2 separate regions of the Homo sapiens genome follow, and region 2 is linked to region 1. Evidence: chromatin loops called from intact Hi-C (ENCODE). Cell type or tissue: PC-3. All regions are shown on one strand. Links, peaks and the distances in the headings refer to the core of each region. The heading gives the core; the rest is flanking DNA.

Region 1 (8,000 bases), core at 1-8,000:
ACATGTACCCAAGGAGACACGGATGTGAATTTTCAAAGCCTTTTTTATAATAGCAAAAACTAGAAGTCACCTAAAATTTGTCTCAGAAGAATGACTGCATTGTGGTACAATTATATAATAGAATGCAATATAGTGGTAAATATTCATTTTTCTGTGACTCTCACAATATGGAATAAACCAACTAGCAGAAGATTATATCCAGTATTATACCATTTATATGCAGTTTTAAAATATGCAAAATAAGACTACATACATATTTACGAATACATACATGTATAGTAAAAGTTCTAAGAAACAAAAGTTTCGGCCAGGTGTGGTGGCTCACATCTGTAATCCCAGCACTTTGGGAGGCCAAGGCAGGCGGATCACTTGAGGTCAGGAGTTCGAGACCAGCCTGGCCAGTATGGTGAAACCCCATCTCTACTAAAAATACAAAAAAAAATTAGCCAGGCATGCCGGCGCATGCCTGTACTCCCAGCTACCTGGGAGGCTGAGGCAGGAGAATGGCTTGAACCCGGGAGGTGGAGGTTGCAGCGAGCTGAGATAGTGCCATTGCACTCCAATCTGGGCAACAGAGCAAGACTCAGTCTCAAAAAAAAGAAAAAGAAAAAAGAAACACAAGTTTCTTTTCACTACTACTCGTATGACACAGGATGCAGTGAGACAGGGTGACTATAACAGGGAATTTCAAATAAATTACTAATATTTTATGTTTTATGCTGGATAATGGGTACAAAGTCATTCACTGTATTTTTCTTTACACCTTTTGGTACATTTCAAACATTTCATAATAACATTTTACAGATAGCAATTTCAAGCATCAACACCATATATAGGTACCTAAAAATGACAAGATTCATTCTTGTTTTGTGTGTTTGATTATACTCATCTAAGCACTGGTCCACAACATCACTAAAATGATGAATATTTGGAATTTCAATATAAACTCTATCATCTCCTTCAAGGTCAGGATTCATATAATCACCAAACATGAGATTTCTTAAGTCTTCTTCAGTTACCTATAGAAAGGAAATCAACAAATTTTAAAACTTAAAACATTTAAAAATAAATTTAAGAAAACAAAATTTTTGTTTCATCCATGTTATAAAGTAATTAAGTTTTTAAACATTAGGGTAGTAAAAAATGCACTTATAAAATTAATACCTGAAATTATATCCTTAGGATATAAAAAGAAAAGTAAGATTTATATGTTTTGTTGTTGTTAGGCTAGAGAAGTCATTCTGGGCGACTCCCATTGAGTAGTTACTAAGTGATGGTCATCATGTTAAGCACTTTATATCTATTATATCATTTATTCCCTATCACATAAGGTGTTATTCTTTAAATAACTTCTATGTTACATACTTTCCTATGAAGATAAATCTTCTCAAAACAAACACCTATTTACAAGGAATGCTAAAAGAATATGTTCATTAAGAAATGATTTTTAAAAATATAACTTAATTGTAACAATTCATATATGGTACTGCTTTAACTCAATATGTTCTTAATCGCCATACTCACTGGTGCATTTTGTTTCCTCAAATGTGAAAAGATACTGTGAAATGATTCTTTAAAATGGTCCTTTATAACAGTTTTAGTTAACTGGAACAGCCATCTTCGATCATCATCATTAATGAGGCGATCATAAAACACTCGGAGAACCTCATGCACAAACAGACGGATCATAGTGTGTTTGTTCGCCACGGCGTCTCTTTCAATGAGTAAACAGCCCCGGATGACGCGTGAAAAATCACGCAAGTTGAAAGTATAATGGGATTTTGTGGGAGTGGGTAAAAGATTTTCCACAGATTGTTTATATATCTGAATATGAAAAAAGCAACAAAGCAAAAATAAAATGCTTATAATCAGTAAAGTCATGTAACCAGTGGAATGTTATACAAAATATTTTATTTACTCTGTCAGATTATATGGGCTTGGGCTGGGCGCGGTGGCTCACATCTGTAATCGCAGCACTTTTGGAGGCTGAGGTGGGCAGATCACCTAAGGTCAGGAGTTCGAGACAAGCCTGGCCAACATGGCAAAACCCTGTCTCTACTAAAAATACAAAAATTAGCCAGGTGTCATGGCACGTGCCTGTAATCCCAGCTACGCAGGAGGCTGAGGCAGGAGAATGGCTTGAACCCGGGAGGTGGAGGTAGACATTGCAAAGAGCCAAGATCACGCCATTGCACTCCAGCCTGGGCAACGAAGTGAGATTCTGCCTCAAAAAAAAAAAAAAAGAAAAAAAAAGATTATACTGGCTTGGAAAATTGCATAGTACTAAGCTTAGCATGGCATATATGTTTATTTTGGCTTATAGCACTCAACCAGGCATTATTAACTTGAGGGAACTTAATATCCGATTCCATCCAAGCCCAGCCCATCCAAGTGGAAACCTGTCTCTACTTTTATTTCCCAGTTATTATGGTTACACCATTTAAAGGTGAATAATCTGAGGTTAAATAGTGAAAAACAAAATCTTTCAGAGAAAGGGAAATCAGATAACTCATGCTGAATCATTCCAAATGAAGAGGAAGATGAAATAATTTTCTTGTTACTACAATCAACTTCAAAATAAATCAATTTGTTCTCTCTCTTCCCTTCTATCTCTTATTCCCTCACCCCCCTTCTTCTTTATATCTAAATTGGCTTTAAGGAAATGAAGTATATTTTTACTATGTACTGAATTCACCAAATGAAGTTTAACGTTCTCTTAAAGGAAGGTGAATTAAGCCTTTTATAATATAGTCAAAAAAGGAAAACAAAAAAACTTTTTTTTTATTTTTGAGATGGAGTCTCATTCTGTCGCCCCGCTGGAGTGCAGTGGTGAGGTTTTGGCTCACTGCAACCTCCACCTCCTGGATTCAAGTGATTCTCCTGCCTCAGCCTCCCGAGTAGCTGGGACTACAGGTGCACACCACCACGCCCAGCTAATTTTTGTATTTTTAGTAGAGACAGGGTTTCACCATGTTGGCCAGGATGGTCTCAATCTCTTGACCTTGTGATCCGCCCACCTTGGCCTCCCAAAGTGCTAGGATTACAGGTGTGAGTCACTGCGCCCAGCCAACGTTTTTTATTTGTATGTGTTCTGTGATTCATCTCCCTGCTCCAACCTCCACACATGGTAGGTCTATAATGCTTCAAAGACAGAAAAAAAAAAAAAAAAGCCGGGGGTAGGGAGGTGGCAGGGATGCTTTCTGTATCCCCTTCTACCTGACCAACACCTCTGTATTTTCCAGGACATGCCTGAAATAGAAATATTATGTTTTATAAATAGAAGCACTTTTCTGTATCAGAACAAATGTACTATCTCTTTGCTCATAGTAGTTTCTTTACTTGAACAGCACACACTTTCCACTGAAACAAGGGGAGAATTTTAGAAGATTGATGTTCTTGGAAATGGATGGAAGGATTCTAGGGAGTTTTCTGCTTCCTGTTGCAGTGATCACAAAATGAAACTTGCTTTATGAAGCTTCTAGAAAGTGTAGTTTGGTAAGATCATGACTGACGTGCCTTTAAATATATTGTTTCCCATTTACCATTAGAGATGAGGCTGGCTCTAGTCTTTGAACAGAGGCAAATAACACACCCGAAATAAGTTAAAAACTGTTCTTTGGCCATATGGGGAGTCTTGTTGTCTGTTTCTACCCTTGTATTTCTCTTTTATAATTATTTTTTCATTGCTACTTATAAATTATGTGGTCTGACTAAAAGTAATGTATTCATAAGCTGCTTAAATTTCTTTAAGACAAGCATGCAAAATGGGAGGGAAGATAGAGAGAAAAAACGACAAGTACCAGAGTAGGAACCTAATAGAAAAATACCTGTGATGTGGCAGATACTAGTTTTAGATGTTTTCCTTATAACAACCTTGTGAAATAGGTGTTTTATTCCATTTTAGTCATTAAAAAAACAGCCTCTGGAATGTCAAATTACTTGCTCAAAATCATATAGCTAGGAAATAGCAGTCAAGGCTCAACCCAAGTTGGATTCCCTCATTTCAAATCCTGTGATCTTCCTATTCTCTGGTCTTCTAAACAGTTTCTCTGACACCAAAGACCAAAGCAGATAGCATCAAAAAAATAAAATAAGCGCCAAATGAGGGAAATATGTAATACTAAAACATTTACATTGCATTATTGACTGACCTCCATAGTCCCATTGACTATCTGGTTCCCAATTACAAAGTACTCTGGAGGAAATTCATGAGTTCTAAGGTAGAATGCTACAATAGATGAGAAGATTCGGACCATAGTTTCATCACTAAAAGAATTAATACTGCAGATGTTGAAATGTCGAATACAACGGGGAGTAACTGGATTTCTTCCACCACCTGGAGGGCCCATTGCAGCAATCAGCTCTATGTCCACCAGCGTGATTTTACTTGTGTCCTTAAGGTCGTACCTTAGAAAGCACACACAAAAAATTTAGATTATCTGTTATAAAGACATTAAGATGGGATGAAATATAGATCTCCCAAGAAATTTAATCAGATTTTAGCTTCTCTAAAAGGAATAACTTCAGATAACACTTTGAGTAGGAGAGAAATTTTTTTTAAAGCAGAATTTGGTTTCTCCCCTCAGTGACTGATTCTGCTACCCAGATTTTGGATATCTGGAATGACCCTTCCCTCTTACTTTTCCCTCTCTTTCCTCCTACTCTTCCTTACAGTTTGACTCTCCATTTCTCCTTTCTTATTCCAAATCTAGAAGCATGGATGAGTGATCAATCCTATTTGTAGCTGTTTATAGATAAGGTGACTATATATCTCATTTTACCTAGGACAATTCTGGCTTGTGCTTGTTGTACCGAAGTAATTATTAATAACACTCCCCTTTTACTCCAGAAATGTCACAGTTTGAACACTAAGTTATATACTAAAACTGGTTATAGCAATGTCCTGATTTTTTCTCATCTCAAACTGTATCTTCAGAGTGGATAAAGATGTCTAAATAGGATCTATACATTTTGTTATAGAAAGGGACCCATTAGGGAAAAATGAAATTTCAAAGAAGTTTTAATCAGAAATAAATAGGAAATGACATAATTTAGCTGGAACCACTCAGAGTAAAAGGTTGCTATTGTCAATAAGCCATCAAGTCTCTAATACTGAAGTTACTGCACACACAGACATATACATACAGAGGCTGGGGTAGGAGTCTATCTAGCCAGTCCTTAGACTAAAAGCATGCTAGAAAGTATGAAAATATGGTTTTTGGTAACAACCCTAATAATCAACAATAGAAGACCAGCTAAGTAAATTACGGTGACATCCACATAATATTAAAGCCAATAAAACGAATGAGTAGACAAATATGCACTGATATGGCTATTTGAGATAAATATATAAGTGTAAAATAATTTACAAAATATTACATGTAATATGAGCCTATTTTTACACATAAAAATAGACTTATATAGAAAAAAATCACTGAGGAATAGTGATTATCTCCTGATAATCACTAACTCAGGAGAGTGACTATCTTCTGAGATAATCGCAGTGATTATCTCAACAATGGTTATCTCCTGAAAGCAGAATTCCTAGGGCCTATAGTAATAACAAAAATGCAACTGTAAAATATGACTTAGCTTTGAAATTCGTCTACCCTTGTCTTGAGATAAAAATCATGGCATACTGAGGAATAGAAAAGTACATTTAAGAGGAGGAAAGGAAGAATTATTCATCCTAATTAAAAGGTGCTATATCTTACATGTGAGAAACTAACCATATCACCATAAATTGGTGTGGGGAGAATGGAAGGGTTATCCATGAGATTGCTGTCAAATACAAGCCATCTCAAAGATATGGTAGGTAGTTCCAAGCAGCCACAGAAAACATACAGTTAAAAACATGGTAGAAAAATAGGGTGCTGATTATGGTTACTTAGGTTGGGCACTACCCACAAATTCTTGACTTGGGGGAATGGTACTTTGAAGGATGTAATCTGTAAATTATTTTCAATAATTGAAACTAATAGTTGAAAAGTGCAGGCATACCCCATTTTATTTCACTTCATTTCATTAAGCTTTGCAGATACTGTGTTTTTTTACAATCTGAAAAAGTTTTTAGAAACCTGTGTTGAGCAGGTCTATAGGCACCATTTTTCCAACAGCATTTGCTTACTTCTGGTCTCTGTGTCACATTTTGGTAATACTTGCAATATTTCAAACTTTTCCATTTTTTTTATATCTGGTATGGTGATCTGCGATCTTTGATGTTACTATTGTAATTGTTTTGGAGCACCATGAATTGACCTACATAAGAAGAAAACCTTAACTGATTAAATATTGTGTGTGTTCTGACTGTTCCACTGACTGGCTGTTCCCCATCTCTCTCCCTCTTCTCAGACCTTCCTATTCCTTGAGATAAACAGTATGGAAGTTAGGCCAATTAATAATCCTCCAGGCCGGGTGTGGTGGCTCATACCTGTAATCCCAGTGCTTTAGGAGGCCAAGGTGGTGGATCACTTGAGGTCAGAAGATCAAGACCAGCCTGGCCAACATGGCAAAACCGTCTCTACTAAAAATACAAAAATTAGCCGGGTGTGGTGGTGTGTACCTGTAGTCCCAGCTACTTGGGAGGCTAGGGCATAAGAATCACTTGAACCTGGGAGGCGGAGGTTGTAGTGAGCCAAGATCACGCCACTACACTCCAGCCTGAGTGACAGAGCAAGACTTTGTCTCAAAGGCAAAAAAAAAAGCCAAAAACGTCCTAGTAAACTAGGAATAAAGGTAACTTCCTCAACTTGGTAAGGAATATCTACAAAAACCCTACAGCTAACATCATACTTAATGGTAAGAATCTCCAAGCTTTCCCACTAACATCAGGAACAAGATAAAAATGTCCCCTCTCATGACTTCTTTTCAACATCATACTAAGGGCTAGCAATAAGATGAAAAAAAAGGTATACCGACTGGGAAGAAAGGAATGAAACTATCCTTGTTTGCAGATAACATGATGATCTATAAAGAAAATCTCAAAGAACTACAAAAAACTCCTGGAACTAATAAGCAATTATAGCAAGCTTGTAAAGAGTTACCATGTAAAATTCAATCACCTTTTTACATACCAGTAATAAACAAGTGGAATTTGAAATTAAAAGTACAACACCTGGGCCAGGCACAGTGGCTCATGCCTGTAATCCCAGCATTTTGGGAGGCCGAGGAAGGTGGATCACTTGAGGTCAGGAGTTCAAGACCAGCCTAGCCAACATGGTGAAAACCTGTCTCTACTAAAAACACAAAAATTAGTTGGGCATGGTGGCACATGCCTGTAATCCCAGCTACTTGGGAGGCTGAGGCAGGAGAATCTCTTGAACCCAGAGGCAGAGGTTGTAGTGAGCCAAGATCATGCCACTGCACTCCAGCCTGGGTGACAGAGTGAGACACTGTCTCAAAAAAAAAAAAAAAAAAAAAAAAAAAAAGAAAGAAAGAAAAGTACAACACCATTTACATTAGCACCCACCCCCAATGAAATACTTAGGGATATATCTAACAAAATATATAGAAGATCTATATGAGGAAAACTGTAAAACCCTGAAGAACTAAATCGAAGTACTAAATAAAAAGAGGTATTCCATGTTCATGGATAGGAAAACAATATTATGAAGATGACAGTCCTTCCAAACTTGACATGTAGATTCAACGCAATCCCAATCTAAATCCCAGCAAGTTATTTTTTGGATATTGAGAAACTGATTCTGAAGTTGATATGGAGAGGCCAAAGTCCCAGATTAGTCAACACTATTGAAAGAGAAAAACAAAGTCAGAGGACTGACACACCCAACTTTAAGGCTTACTATAAAACTACAGTAGTCAAGACAATCTGGTACTGGCAAAGCAGACAAATAGGTCAATGGAACAGAATAGAGAGCCCAGATATAGACCCAATAAATACAGTTAACTAATCTTTGACAAAGGAGCAAAGGCAATATTATGGAGCAAAGATAGTCTTTTCAAGGAATGCTGCTGGGCACAGTGGCTCATACCTATAATCC
Region 2 (13,391 bases), core at 2,785-10,784, 430 kb after region 1:
TACAGAGGGTTAGGGGGATGAATAGAAGTTAGTGTAACTGAAAAGGATGCAGAAGGAAAAGAGTGGGAGTGATTGAGTTGTGAGGGAACCAGGACCAGATCCTGTAGGGCTACAATGGTAAGGACTTCGGATTTTATTCTAAGGTGTTTGAAAGCCATTAGCAGGTTGAAAGCAGAAGAAGAACGAGCAACTAATATAAATTATATGTTCAAGCTAAACGGAGGCCAAAGGTACCATGGTATGCTTTGGACGGTAATATAGACATGTCAGAATGAAAAGAACCTGGGTTGATATTGATGTAAGAAAAAAAATTTTTTTTGAGACAGGAGTTCATGCTGTTGCTCAGGCTGGAGTATAGTGGCATGATTATGGCTCACTGCAGCCGCAACCTCCCAGGGCTCAAGCCATCCTCCCAGCTCAACCTCCCGAGTAGTTGGGACTACAGGCCTGCACCACCATGCCCAGCTGATTTTTTGTATTTTTTTGTAGGGATGGGGTCTCACTTTGTTGCCCAGGCTGGTCTTGAACTCCTGGGCTCAAGTGATTCTCCCACCTTGGCCTCCCGAAGTGCTGAGATTACAGACATGAGCCACTGTGTCTGGGCCCTGATGTAAAACCTTTTAAATTTGAAAATATGTTGTGGTTTTAGAGTTATATAGAAGCTACAAACATGAGGTGTTGATATACATACATATATATGTTGTATATATATGTACATATATTTCTTTTTGTTTTTCAACAGTGTTGTTAAACAGTAATAAACCTTTTTTCATGTATTCTTTATTTTTATTCTGTTCCATTTTATGTTTTTTTAAAAAATGCTAGTTGCAACTCACTAAATTGGCTTAGTAACCCACTAATGTATCAGAACTTGAAGTTTGAAAACCACTGTAAATATCATATAATCCCCTTATTTAACTTGCCCAGGCACATATTACTAAAAATAACCTGACCAGAATCCAGACATTACCACATTTCCCAAGAATATATTTATTAAAAAAAAAACTCTCTTATACAATGTAACATTAAGTTCCAGTGTAGAAAAAATTTTGAGGGTAAATATTCCTACTTGAAAGTATTGTCTGTCCTTATCTCCCTGGGTGAAATGTTAAGTCCTGTAAGTTTCAAATGTATTTAAAATATCAACACAATTTTCTAATTAATCGTCTGTAATTAGATATACAAACTGCTAATCAAAGTAACAGTTGGTCTATTTTGAATTATAAACAGAGAATAAGTCATTTATAGACAGCCTAGTGGCCTTTATATTGTCAGCTACCAATTAATGAAATGAAATGTAATTTGAACATTTTCTGCAGATTGCTTCTTAGTCTTTAGTTGTATTTAATTTTGGAAGAGAGCTGTGGGAGGGGTGAAGGATAAATGAAACATAAAGTCTGTGTCCCCTGTGAAGTAATGAGGAAAAATGGCCCTTTTAATTTTCTTATTTGAACTCTTGCTTCTGTGTTCCCCAGTTCTGTGACTTTTGAAAGATACTTAATATACCTGCATCTCACTTTTTTCCTTTATAAATGAAAGTAGTAATATCTTTTTTTGTTTGTTTGTTTGTTTTTGAGATGGAGTCTCGCTCTGTTGTCCAGGCTGGAGTGCAGGGGCACGATCTTGGCTCACTGCAACCTCTGCCTCCCGGGTTCAGGTGATTCTCCTGCCTCAGCCTCCCAAGTAGCTGGGATTACAGGCACGTGCCACCACACCACCATACACCACCATGTTGGCGAGGCTGGTCTCGAACCTCTGACCTCAAGTGATCTGCCCGCCTCAGCCTCCCAAAGTTCTGGGATTACAGGCGTGAGCCACCACACCTGGCCTAAAATAGTAATATCTTTATCATAGCTTTAATGTTAAATGAGGGCCTGATGGCAAAAGTATATTTTGATATATAGTGTATTAGGTGTCTTTTTACCTTTCTTCCTTAGGAAGAAATTCAGCGAAAATGTGTTACTAAAATAAGTAGGGCTGAAGAGTGTAGAAAAATCGAAAAAGAAAGGTACGTCTTTTTTTACTGGTGGTTCTCTTCCTAGTAAGTCTATTGTGTGTGATCCCAGTTGTGCTGAAATTTTTAAGGATTTGTAAGTGATAAATAGGTAGGCTTCTTGTGCCTCCTGCTATCCTTTCTGTTTTTAAAGAGGGAGGGTTACCCAAGTGATGAGAAGCAAATTTGGACAACCATCACCACTAATTTTAGAATATTTTCATCATCTCAAAAAGAAACCTTGTACCCATCCCATTCCTACCTGCCACTTCAGCCTTTTGTAAGCACTCATGTACTTTTTGTCTGTATAGCTTTGCCTATTCTGGATGTTTCATATAAAATGAATCATTATAATACATCAGTCTTTTGTGACTGACTTCTTTTACTTCACATAATGTTTTAAACGTTCATTCATGTTATAGCATGTTATCAATACTTCACCCCTTTATTGCCAAATAATATTCAGTTATATGAATGTCTACCACATTTGTTTATTCATTTATCAGTTGATGGATAGTTGGATTATTTTCCCTTTTTGGCTATTATGAATAATGCCAACATTTGTGTAGAAGTTTTTATGAGAACATGTTTTTAGTTCTCTTGGATGTATACCTAGGAGTGGAATTGCTGAGTTGTATACTAACTTTATGTTTAACATTTTGAGGACCTGACAAACTCTTTTTCCAAAGAGGTTGTACCGTTTTATGTAGCTGAATTTTAAATCACCTAGTTTTCAGATTCTAATTTCATATATATTAAAGGAGAACCTTAGCTGAAATGAGTGGTTTGAATTAATAGGGGAAAAATTCACTTGCAATAGTTGGCAAAGCTGGAAGCATTTTTTTAAAAAGTACATTTGGAATTATTACTATTAATATTTGGCCCTTTTTTGTTTTTGTTTTTTTTTGCAGTTTTATCTTCAAGACACTAAAAGTAGTAATGGTACTTTTATAAATAGCCAGAGATTGAGTCGAGGCTCTGAAGAAAGTCCACCATGTGAAATTCTTTCCGGTGACATTATCCAGTTTGGAGTAGACGTGACAGAGAATACACGGAAAGGTACGGGTATGGATCACTTTTTTTATTACTTGTCTTTTAAAGGTTATTTAATTTTTTATTATCTTACTTGACATTATGAAACATTACATGCTTGTGAAAGCGATTTAAATACAGCATTATATACAGTGAAAAGTTAAAAGTCTCATACTTTCCGTATTGCTCTTCTAAAATTTTAAATTCTGAAGTGTTATTTAGTAGTTTATATTCTTCATCACAGTCAGGGACCAGTCAGCTGCAATGACAGCATACCCCACCAAGACAAGCTTAAATCACAGGATATTTATTATTGATGATGAGACTTAATGAGAGATCTGGAGGCAGATAGGTTCATTTGTTCAGTTGACTCAATGAGATCATCAGGGATCCAGGGTCTTACTGTCTTCCTGTTCTACTGTCTTAAACATTTTAGTTTCTCATGCTTTTGGTTGTTGCTTCATGGTCATAAGATGATGGCTGCAAGCCCCAGGCATCATTTTCCTCACACCAGTATCCTAGGCAAAAAGGATGAGGCGGGGATAAAATGCCTTCTTGTGTGGCTCTCTTCTTATGTTGAAAGAACAATCTTTTGCAGAATCCTCCCAGCAGATTTCTCCTTAGGTCTCACTGGCCACATGGGTAGATCGCATACATAGTTACCTGCAGCTACAAAGAAGTCTGGTGAAGTTACTTAATCTCGTGAAAGGGAGCAAGAAGATCTATGATTGACATAGATCAGTTTTGATTTATTCCTTCAGGTTGTGTGTACATTGTTACCCCAAACAAAATTAGAGCTCTCTTAGCAAGAAAGAAGATGGAAAGGTAGTAGAGGTAGGCAGCTAATAGTAGCTATCACAAGTATAAAATAAAATTTAATGTCTCACAATTTTTGAAAGTTCTTTAGCTAAATAAATGTAGATTGATCTTTGTTTTTACAATTCAGAAGCTTCCTGCCTCTACCTAGTTCACGGTCTTCTTTATGACCATGAAATTATATAGCTAAATCATAAAACTAAATGGATAAAAACCATAAGTGTTTAGTTCCACTTCATTAGTTTAATATGGATAGTGCAACCATTTGGCAAGTTTCTCCTTTCATTTGTCTGAACATACTCTGATCTGGTGATACTGGTCAGAATTTTGCATAGTAGAGATGGTGATGGTGGTGATGATGATAATGCTGATGATGCTGGTGTGTGTGTGTTCATATGCATATTTATGCATATACTTTCACTGGTATTGCAACAGCAGTATTATTTTTAATGGGTTTTTTTGGCCTCCTCAGAAAGTTAGGTTTTGATATTTGAATTTGGGCAGGGCCAACATCTTAGGAATTTCCATTTACAATTGTAAACCAAAAAAGAAAGGTTTGTATTTTGGTAAAGAATATTGACACTTCTTACTAAGAGAATTCAACTTATATATGACCATACTGGGAACAGCTGCATTAGACACTCCTATATCTGCTGTTGCCATATCACACCTACAAGTCATTCAGCAAACAGTAAACCGAGCTCATTAAATGGAACCCCAACTGTGAGTAACCCATAGAGAAAAAGAGAATTTGATTACATTGTCTTTCTCTCCAAGGAATGTCTGTCTTCTTGGCTTGCATTTCCTAAAGGGAATTATTAGGTGTTGATTGACAAAAAGGATGAGGTAATGAAATACATTTAGAGAATACTTAGGTAAGATAAGCAGGACTTCTTGGAGCTTTTAATATGCTAACATATATGCAGATTTCCAAGGAGGTGGCCATTATAGAATGCAACTCTTTCCAAACTCCTTTCCACTGTTTTTTCCCATCTATCTGTGAGGGTCTATCTGTGAGGGATACTCTTTAGAAAATGCTATAGAAAGCTAAGAAGATGACCCTGAGATTCAAGGTTCCTCTTAGTATAATCTTATTTTAGTAACATTAGTTTTTTTTTTTTGAGACGGAGTCTCACTCTGTTGCCAGGCTGGAGTGCAGTGGCACCATCTCCAGTCACTGCAACCTGTCTCCCGGGCTCAAGTGATTCTCCTGCCTCAGCCTCTCGAGTAGCTGGGACTACAGGTGCATGCCACCATGCCCAGCTAATTTTTGTATTTCTAGTAGAGACGGGGTTTCACCATGTTGGCCAGGATGGTCTCGTTCTCTTGACCTCGTGATCTGCCCATCTCAGCCTCCCAAAGTGCTGGGATTACAGGCTAAGCCATCACGCCTGGCCAGTAACATTAGATTTTTACAGTCTTCTGTGAAATTTGATTTATCTTTTATGCTAACTTTAAGGAGATTAGATTTAAAAAAAAAAAAACTTGCAACATTTAAAATGTTGTTTCTTTTGGTACTTACTGGCTTCAAAAAGTTGACTTATGTTAAGCACGGGCTCTTGGGATACAGCTGTGTCACCAGTTGAGTACTACCTGTTTAAGGACATACCAGAAAAAAAGTATTGATTTTTATCCTATGCTAAACAGTGCTGTGATAACTTTTGTATCACTTGGAGAATGCTCCTGAAATTATGCAACACTACTAGATAACCCCTGGATCAAAGAGGAAATCAAAAGGGAAATTTCACACTGTATTGTAAAGAGAGGAGACTTTTATGCCAAAATACAGTAAGTCTTTTAGTCAGATAAAATTAATAATCTTAAATTCCATTCATGTTAAAGAAGAAAGACAATTAAGAAATCTGACACTAATCAGAAGAAATTAGAAAACGAATAAGTAAAAGAATCTGAAAAGGAGAAATAAAAGCAGAAATTAATGAAACAAAAAATTCTACAAGGGATAAACAAACCCAGATGCTGGTTCTTTTATTAATAAAAAGAAAACAAACAGTGAACAAGGTAATTAATAAACCGTAATGCATTAAGTTAAAAATACTAGCGAAAATATACAAGATGAGAAATGAGAAAGGAGAAATAAAACACAAATACAGGATATACTACAAGAATAATAAGAGAATCTTATATGGCTATCTATGGCAAAGAGAAAAGAAAAAATTAGAGTAAATTGATGTTTTCCTAGCAAAATTATCTCAAGAAGTGGAAAAATTTGATTAATTGATTGTTTTTGAAAGAGACTAAAAAGTTATTAAAGATTCACCATTGAAAAGACACCAGAAACAGAGGGATTTACAGCTGATCCCTCTGTTTTTAAAAAACAGATAAACCCTGTGTTATTTAAGTAATTCCAAACATAAAGATGGAAAGCTTTCAGAATCCTTTAAAGAACCTAGCATATCATTAATGTGAAAATCTGATAAAGATATAGATACAAAAAAGAAAACTATAATTAATTTTATTTATAACAATAGATGAAAAATTTCAATTAAGATACTAGGCCAGGGTTTGGCATAGTGGCTCATGCCTGTAATCCTAGCACTTTGGGAGTCTGAGGCAGGTGGATTGCTTGAGCCAAGTAGGTTGATACCAGCCTGGGCAACATGGTGAAACCCCATCTCTACCAAAAATGCAAGAATCAGCTGGGCGTGGTGGCGCACGCCTGTAGTCCCAGCTACTTGGGAGACTGAAGTGGGAGGATGGCTTGAGCCTGGGAGGCAGAGATTGCAGTGAGCCATGACCGCACCACTGCACTCCAGCCTGAGCAACAGAGCCAGACCCTGTCTCAAAAAAAAAAAAAAAAAAAAAAAAAAAATGCTATTAGGCCAGACACAGTGGCTCCCACCTGTAATCCCAGCACTTTGGGAGGCTGAAGTAGGAGGAGCCCTTGAGCCCAGGAGTTCAAACCAGCCTGGGCAACATAGGGAGACACTGTCTCTACCCGCTCCCCTGGCCCCCAAATTTTTTTTAATTAGCTGTGGGCCTGGCAGCTTGCACTTGTCTCAGCTACTCCAGAGGCTGAGGTGGGAGGATCACTTCACTTGAGCCCAGGAAGTTGAGGCTGCAGTGAGCCCTGTTCATGCCATTGCACTCCAGCCTTGTCTCTAAAAACAAAAGATATTAACAAATTAAATTCAGAAATAAAGCTAGAATAAACAACAAAGTAGGATTTATTCCAGAAATGCCAAGATGAGTCAGTATCAGGCAGTCTATCAACATAATCCACAGACTAAAGTAGAAAGACCATGCAACTGTATAATCAGTAGTTGTGTCGCTGAATAACCAGAGATACTGAAAAGGCATTTGATCAAATTTAGAAGTTACCCCTAATAAAAATTCTAAATAAATAGGATGAAAAGAAAACTAAGTAAAATAAAAATGTTAAGTAAAATAGAATAAAAAATAGCAAAATACTATACAGCTGTGAAAATGTATGGACTAAATTTGCATATATAAACAAGATAAATCTCAAACTTTATCTCAAGCAAACTGTCGAAGGATTTGTATAGTGTAACCATTTACAGAAAGCATGAATGCCTGCAAAACAATACTATATAGTGCTTTTGAATACACTTATAATAAAGTACATTTGTATACATGTGAATGATAAATAGGATTTATGAAAGGATGTTTTTGGCATCAGTGTGTATCATACTAAAAACAATGGAAGCATAATTTTAAAACTCCCCATTTTACAGGTATTAAAAAGAAAAAATTATATTAATTGCAGGGATTTCTATAAGATATAATGTTGAGTAAAGAAAGAATCAATTGTTTTTAATAATTTCATTATTTAAAATAGTCTCACCAATCCCTATAAATACATATATGTTAGACATATATATCTCTAGATCTTTAATGTGAGTCGTCCAGGAGTGTGGGTGGGAGGGAAGAAGGAATAGAGGAGAAGAGGGAGCCAAATTAAAAGGGAAAGGTTACTAGAACTACAATTAAAAAATCACCCAGTATGTAGGACATTTATGTATTTATATAAACTAATTTGTGTATATGTTAAAAAATTTCAGAAAAAGAATATATATAATATGTAAGATTGTATGTGTGTGTATCAGGATTTTGTTAAAAAGGTAACATGAGCCTAATACCACTGAACATATCGGTTCATATTAGTGTCATTTCTGTTCTTAGCAATCCAAAACAATCTGTTTTTTAAATTTTTTTAATTTATAGAGATGGGGCCTCACTGTGTTACCCAGGCTGGTCTCGAACTCCTGGCCTCAAGTGATCCTCCTGCCTCAGTCTCCCAAAGTGGTGGGATTAAAGGCTTGAGCCACTGGACCCCACCAACAATCTGATTTTGATGTTTGGCATTCTTTGTGTATGGCTTCAAGGAGAAAACTCAATGGTCAGGCATGTACACATAAGCTGCTCTATACTGATAAAATATTATTGTAAACAAAGAGCTGACATTCTAATAGATTTTTTAAAAGAAAGGAAGAAAGTGAGAAAGCCAAGGTTTACTAACCTAACCACTGGCCACTCCTCTTTTCCTGGACCCACAAACTGCTTAAAGAGTGAGTTTTCTGGGTCACACATTATTACAGTAACCCTCTCTTGCAAAGCTTGGGGCCAGTTAGTTCTGTGAACACATGTAACTTCAGTCAGCTTATTACTTCAGGCCTTCATCACCAATATCTTTTTCTTAGTTAAGCTCCTGTGAACAAAGGGCCTATAAAGAGCAAAGTCAATGGTGTATCTTCCTTTGGCATTGTGCTTCAACTGCACTGAATTACTTTTACTCCCCCTAATAGACATGGCCTTCAAGCCCTTGCACATGCTTTTTCCTATGCCTAGAAACCTTTCTTGATCCTCAGGGCTGGACAAGGTGCCCACTCCATGCCCCTGTTGTACCCTGTACTCATCCCTTTTATGTGTTTACTGCCCTCACTAAACTGTAAGCTGTGCAACTATAGGAAGTGTGTCTGTCTTCACTGTAGAATCTCCACACACAACCTGGAACATATTGGTTGAGTAAATTTGAGAATGTCCCATTAATCTTCATCTATCTTTTGTTTGTTTGTTTGTTTGTTTTTTGAGACAAGGTCTCACTCTGTTGGCCAGGCTGGAGTGCAGTGGCACGATTTCGGTTCACTGCAAGCTCTGCCTCCTGGGTTCTTGCCATTCTCCTGCCTCAGCCTCCCTAGTAGCTGGGACTACAGGCACCCACCACCACGTCCGGCTAATTTTTTTGTATTTTTAGTAGAGACAAGGTTTCACTGTGTTAACCAGGATGGTCTCTCTCTCCTGACCTCGTGATCTGCCTACCTCGGCCTCCCAAAGTACTGGGATTACAGGCGTGAGCCACTGTGCCTGGCCCCTAAATCTCTTTTAAACCAAGCATTTCCCAAACTCATCAGACCCTCAGATCCTTTTTTGTAACACTTGCTAGCATTTTGGGAAATGCTGCTATGTGTAGTTGATTAATATAAGTATTAGAACAAAATATTTTCATCAGGTTGCTTTAATTACTTGCCTGTTGCAAATCAAAAGGATAACATGTCTATGCATGTGTGTATCTGGTTGTCATGAGAATCACATTAAAGGCATCGTTGACTGGACTAAATTGTGAGCTTAGTCAGACGTGGGTTATTTTTGTTTTTGTTTTTTAAATTGCCTTCAACTGTGCAGCAACTCTGTACTGCCCAGTCAATATTAGCCCTTGGTTCATCTCATAGATTTGCGCATCAGCTCATTTGCTGAACTTTCAGGGTAATGTGTCTGAACAACAGAATTACTGATGTTGTATATCACAGGTTGTCACCTCTGGAACTAGTTTTATTCTATAACTTGTTCTACCTATTTTTCTTTTTTAAAAAAACAACTTTCTACCAAATTAAAGTGTAGGTATTGCTGGATCTTCATGTTGTATTATGCTCCTGTATTTATTATAGGCTATTTATAGTGAATGTCTTGAGGAGCCATCCTCTAGAAACTCATTTATCATAAGAGAGAGAAATCCATCTCTTCTGTCTTTTGCCTGGGAAAGGAGAAAGCTAGGTGGTTCCTACAAATAGAGATGAACCCTAATGTCTTAAAAGTAAGAAACATCTTTGCACAGGAGTAATGGGAGCTATAAAATACTAAGCAGGCATGTTCCTCAACATCTTCAGTAAAATGCTTTCTGTACCAGATGACTCTGCTAAGTACACAGGTTTTTAAACTGAGAAGCAGATAATCCTTGATGCCCTCAAAGAGTTGAATCTAATTGGTGAGACAACAGTTTCTGTAAATCGTAAATATTCACAATGCAATGTGCTTAATGTTTTAAGAAATAGATATAGGAGGCTCTGGGGACATCTTACCCAGATACTGAGCTTTGGTGAAGGAATTAGAAAATCTGAGCCTGGAGACTAAGTAGCACATGGTCATGCAGGCGAGAGGATAAAAACATTGCTTACAGAAGGGACAGCCTGTGTAAAAGGCATGGGGCTGTGAAAGGTAAAGTGCTTGGAGATCGCAGGTAGCTTGGCTTTGTATAGGATATCCTTCGTAGCAGGATAGAGGATGAGGTCAGACAGGAATGAAGGAGCCCAGTGGTTCATGGCCATGGTTATTGTGCTGGGCAGAGTTTAGAAGACTGCCAATAGATGGTTCTGTTTTTTATTGTTGTTTGTTTGTTTGTGTTTTTGAGACAGGGTCTTGCCCAGCTGGAGTGCAGTGGTGTGATCATGGGTCACTGTAGCCTCGAACTCCCAGGCTCAAGCGATCCCCCAGCCTTAGCCTCCTGAGTAGCTGGGTACAGGTGTGCACCACCCCCACCCTGCTAATTTTAAAATTTTTTGTAGAGAGTGGGTCTCACTATGTTGCCCAAGCTGAACTCAAGTGATCCCCCCACCTCAGCCTCCCACAGCACTGGGATTAGGGGTGTGAGCCACTGTGCCCTGCCAATAGATGGTTCTTGATCTGTGTTAGCACTTTTTATATAATCAATTAGTAATGAAAATCAATATTGAATACATGGTGTTAAATTCCTTAATTTTAATGTGCATTTCCAGATGACAGTCATATTACTTCATGTTTATAATATCATCTTGATGATTCGTCGGCCTGATCATTTAATATCCCCAAATGCATTAGCTCTATTTTTTTTTTTTTTTTTTTTTTTTGAGATGGAGTCTCGCTCTGTCACCCAGGCTGGAGTGCAGTGGCATGGTCTCGGCTCACTGCAACTTTCGCCTCCCAGGTTCAAGCAGTTCTGCTGGCCTCAGCCTCCCGAGTAGCTGGGATTGCAGGCACCTGCCACCATACCGGCTATTTTTGTTTTTTTCTGGGATGGAGTCTCACTCTGTCGCCCAGGCTGGAGTGCAGTGGCGTGATCTTGGCTCACTGCAACCTCTGCCTCCCAGGCTCAAGCGATTCTCCCACCTCAGCCTCCTGAGTAGCTGGGATTACAGGCACCCACCATCATGTTGAGCAGGCTGGTCTTGAACTCCTGACCTCAGGTGATCTGCCTCGGCCTCCCAAGGTGCTAGGATTACAGGCATAAGCCACCATGCCTGGCCTAATTTTTGTATTTTTAGTAGAGGGGTTTTGCCATGTTGGCCAGGCTGGTCTCGAACTCCTGACCTCAGGTGATCTGCCCACCTCAGCCTACCAGAATGCTGGGATTACAGGCGTAAGCCACTGTGCCCAGCCTAAGTTTTATATTTTTAGTAGAGGGGTTTTGCCATGTTGGCCAGTCTGGTCTCAAACTCCTGACCTCAGGTGATCCACCTGCCTCGGCCTCCCAAAGTACTGGGATTACAGGCGTGAGCCACTGAGCCCGGCCTAATTTTTGTGTTTTTAGTAGAGAGGTTTCACCATGTTGGCCAGGCTGGTCTCAAACTCCTGACCTCAGGTGATCCATCCACTTTGGCCTCCCAAAGTACCGGGATTACAGGCGTGAGCCACCATGCCCGGCCAACATTAGCTCTATTCTTAAAATTCAGTTTTGTTGAGATATAATTTACGTATAACACAATTTTACATGTACAATTCAGTGAGTTTTGACAAATATATATGGTCTCATAACCACCACTCCCCTAATCATGATGTAGTGTATTCTCATCAGCCTGCATTAGTTTTTAATCAGAGCTTAGTGAAATAAATAATTCTTTGAACTCTGGAAAATGTAATACAGTATTTGAAGAATAAAGAGAAATAAAAAACCGTCAACCTTCAAGCCAGAAAACAATTTTTTAAAATTAAACCCACATATAGAGAAACTCTGTACAAGTGCTACTTTCAGGAGTTTTGTCTCTTAAAATCTTCAATAGGAAAAGGAGGAAGTAAGATGCAACAGTGAGAAGCTGTCTACAAAGGGACTGTACTGATGTCATTTTGGGGGTGGAGGAAGAAACAACTATCAAGAAAACAAAACAAAATTTTAAATATTGAAATGGAAACATGAGACACTAGCAAACAATTCTGATACTTAATAGCAGAGAATTGTGGAAGCAGTTTCACTTGTCTGAGGTCTTGGTTTTCTCACCCATAAAATGGGGGATTGAGTGGCATTTCTCAACTGTATTATGCAGAACTTTAGAGTTTTGTGAGGTGTGGTTAGGTGTGTAATAGGTTGGGGAAGGGAAGATTTGGAATAAGAACTATATTTTAAATTTGGGAATAGTCAGACCTTATGTTTGATACTGGCAGATGGGGAAAAGTGTATTTCCCCCTCACAATTTTATTTCCATATATTCAACTGACTTTTTATTGACTATTATTACAGAATTGGAGATTAAGACACTTTTCAAAATGATTCTATCCTTATTTCTACCTTGAAATTGTGATTCGTTATGGACAAGATGAGTTTCTCCAGGGTAATAATGTCATTAAACCACTAGCTTTATTTTCTTTCTGAGAAATTGTTACTTTTAAGAATAAACTATGTTTACATATGAGAGGTGTGAAGTTTTATATTTTTAAACAATTATTTCATCCATATTATTTGTTTGTTTCAACCAGTTACCCATGGGTGTATTGTTTCCACAATAAAACTTTTTCTACCAGATGGTATGGAAGCCCGGCTCCGCTCAGAGTGAGTATAATTTAGTACTGTGAAGTTTTTGTGAAGTTTAGTACTGTAAAGAATTTAGTAATAATATTCTAGGTGATGGTGTACTGCTAATACCTGCTTCAGGACTATTTAAATAATATTAGAAAATTGATTAGTACTTTTTGGAATATAATACACTTCAGTTTAAATTGCTTCTTTGCTTTAGTTACAATTCTAGTAAATAATAATGTATCAAAGGCAAAGATTATTTTGTTTCCAAATTTAATTTATATTTTGATGGATAATTAGTTGTTTTTCACAATGTTTCAAGTATATAAGTTACTGGTAAGTGATAGCTTCATTCCTTTTTATTTTCATTTAATATAGGACTTCTTAAACTGTGATCACTTCTGGTATTAATGCCAGTGTCACAATCTTATAAGACCTTGAGGATACCAATATAGTTGTTAGCTTATTTTGGTGGGAGGTTTTTGAAGATTTTTCCAATGTCCTATTTACTTTTTGTATGAAGGAGTGTAA

What was found. A loop is a pair of places that touch in the nucleus more often than their neighbours do. Peaks named below come from ENCODE experiments on the same cell type or tissue, not always from the same donor. Only the 100,000 strongest peaks of a DNase experiment are listed, where the experiment ranks them.
Region 2: a loop joins it to region 1, with 2.5 times the contacts of the local background. A loop is called at or near these places in 14 of 110 quality-filtered maps.

Annotation. Positions count from the first base shown.
Region 1 is chr3:57,404,129-57,412,128 of GRCh38, forward strand. DNAH12 (dynein axonemal heavy chain 12) reads right to left here. Exons shown (of 74, transcript NM_001366028.2): 40 at 4,152-4,407; 41 at 1,525-1,824; 42 at 841-1,019. Among named protein-coding and RNA genes, the nearest start is that of ASB14, 120 kb to the left of the region's middle. In PC-3, for the core only: no CTCF peak of the experiment used is centred there; a DNase peak (open chromatin) is centred at 3,103; H3K27ac peaks cover 566 bases.
Region 2 is chr3:57,828,479-57,841,869 of GRCh38, forward strand. It overlaps SLMAP (sarcolemma associated protein), which reads left to right. Exons shown (of 25, transcript NM_001377540.1): 3 at 2,905-3,052; 4 at 12,821-12,893. Among named protein-coding and RNA genes, the nearest start is that of SLMAP, 79 kb to the left of the region's middle. RefSeq lists enhancers at 3,218-3,719, 12,046-12,095. In PC-3, for the core only: no CTCF peak of the experiment used is centred there; no DNase peak of the experiment used is centred there.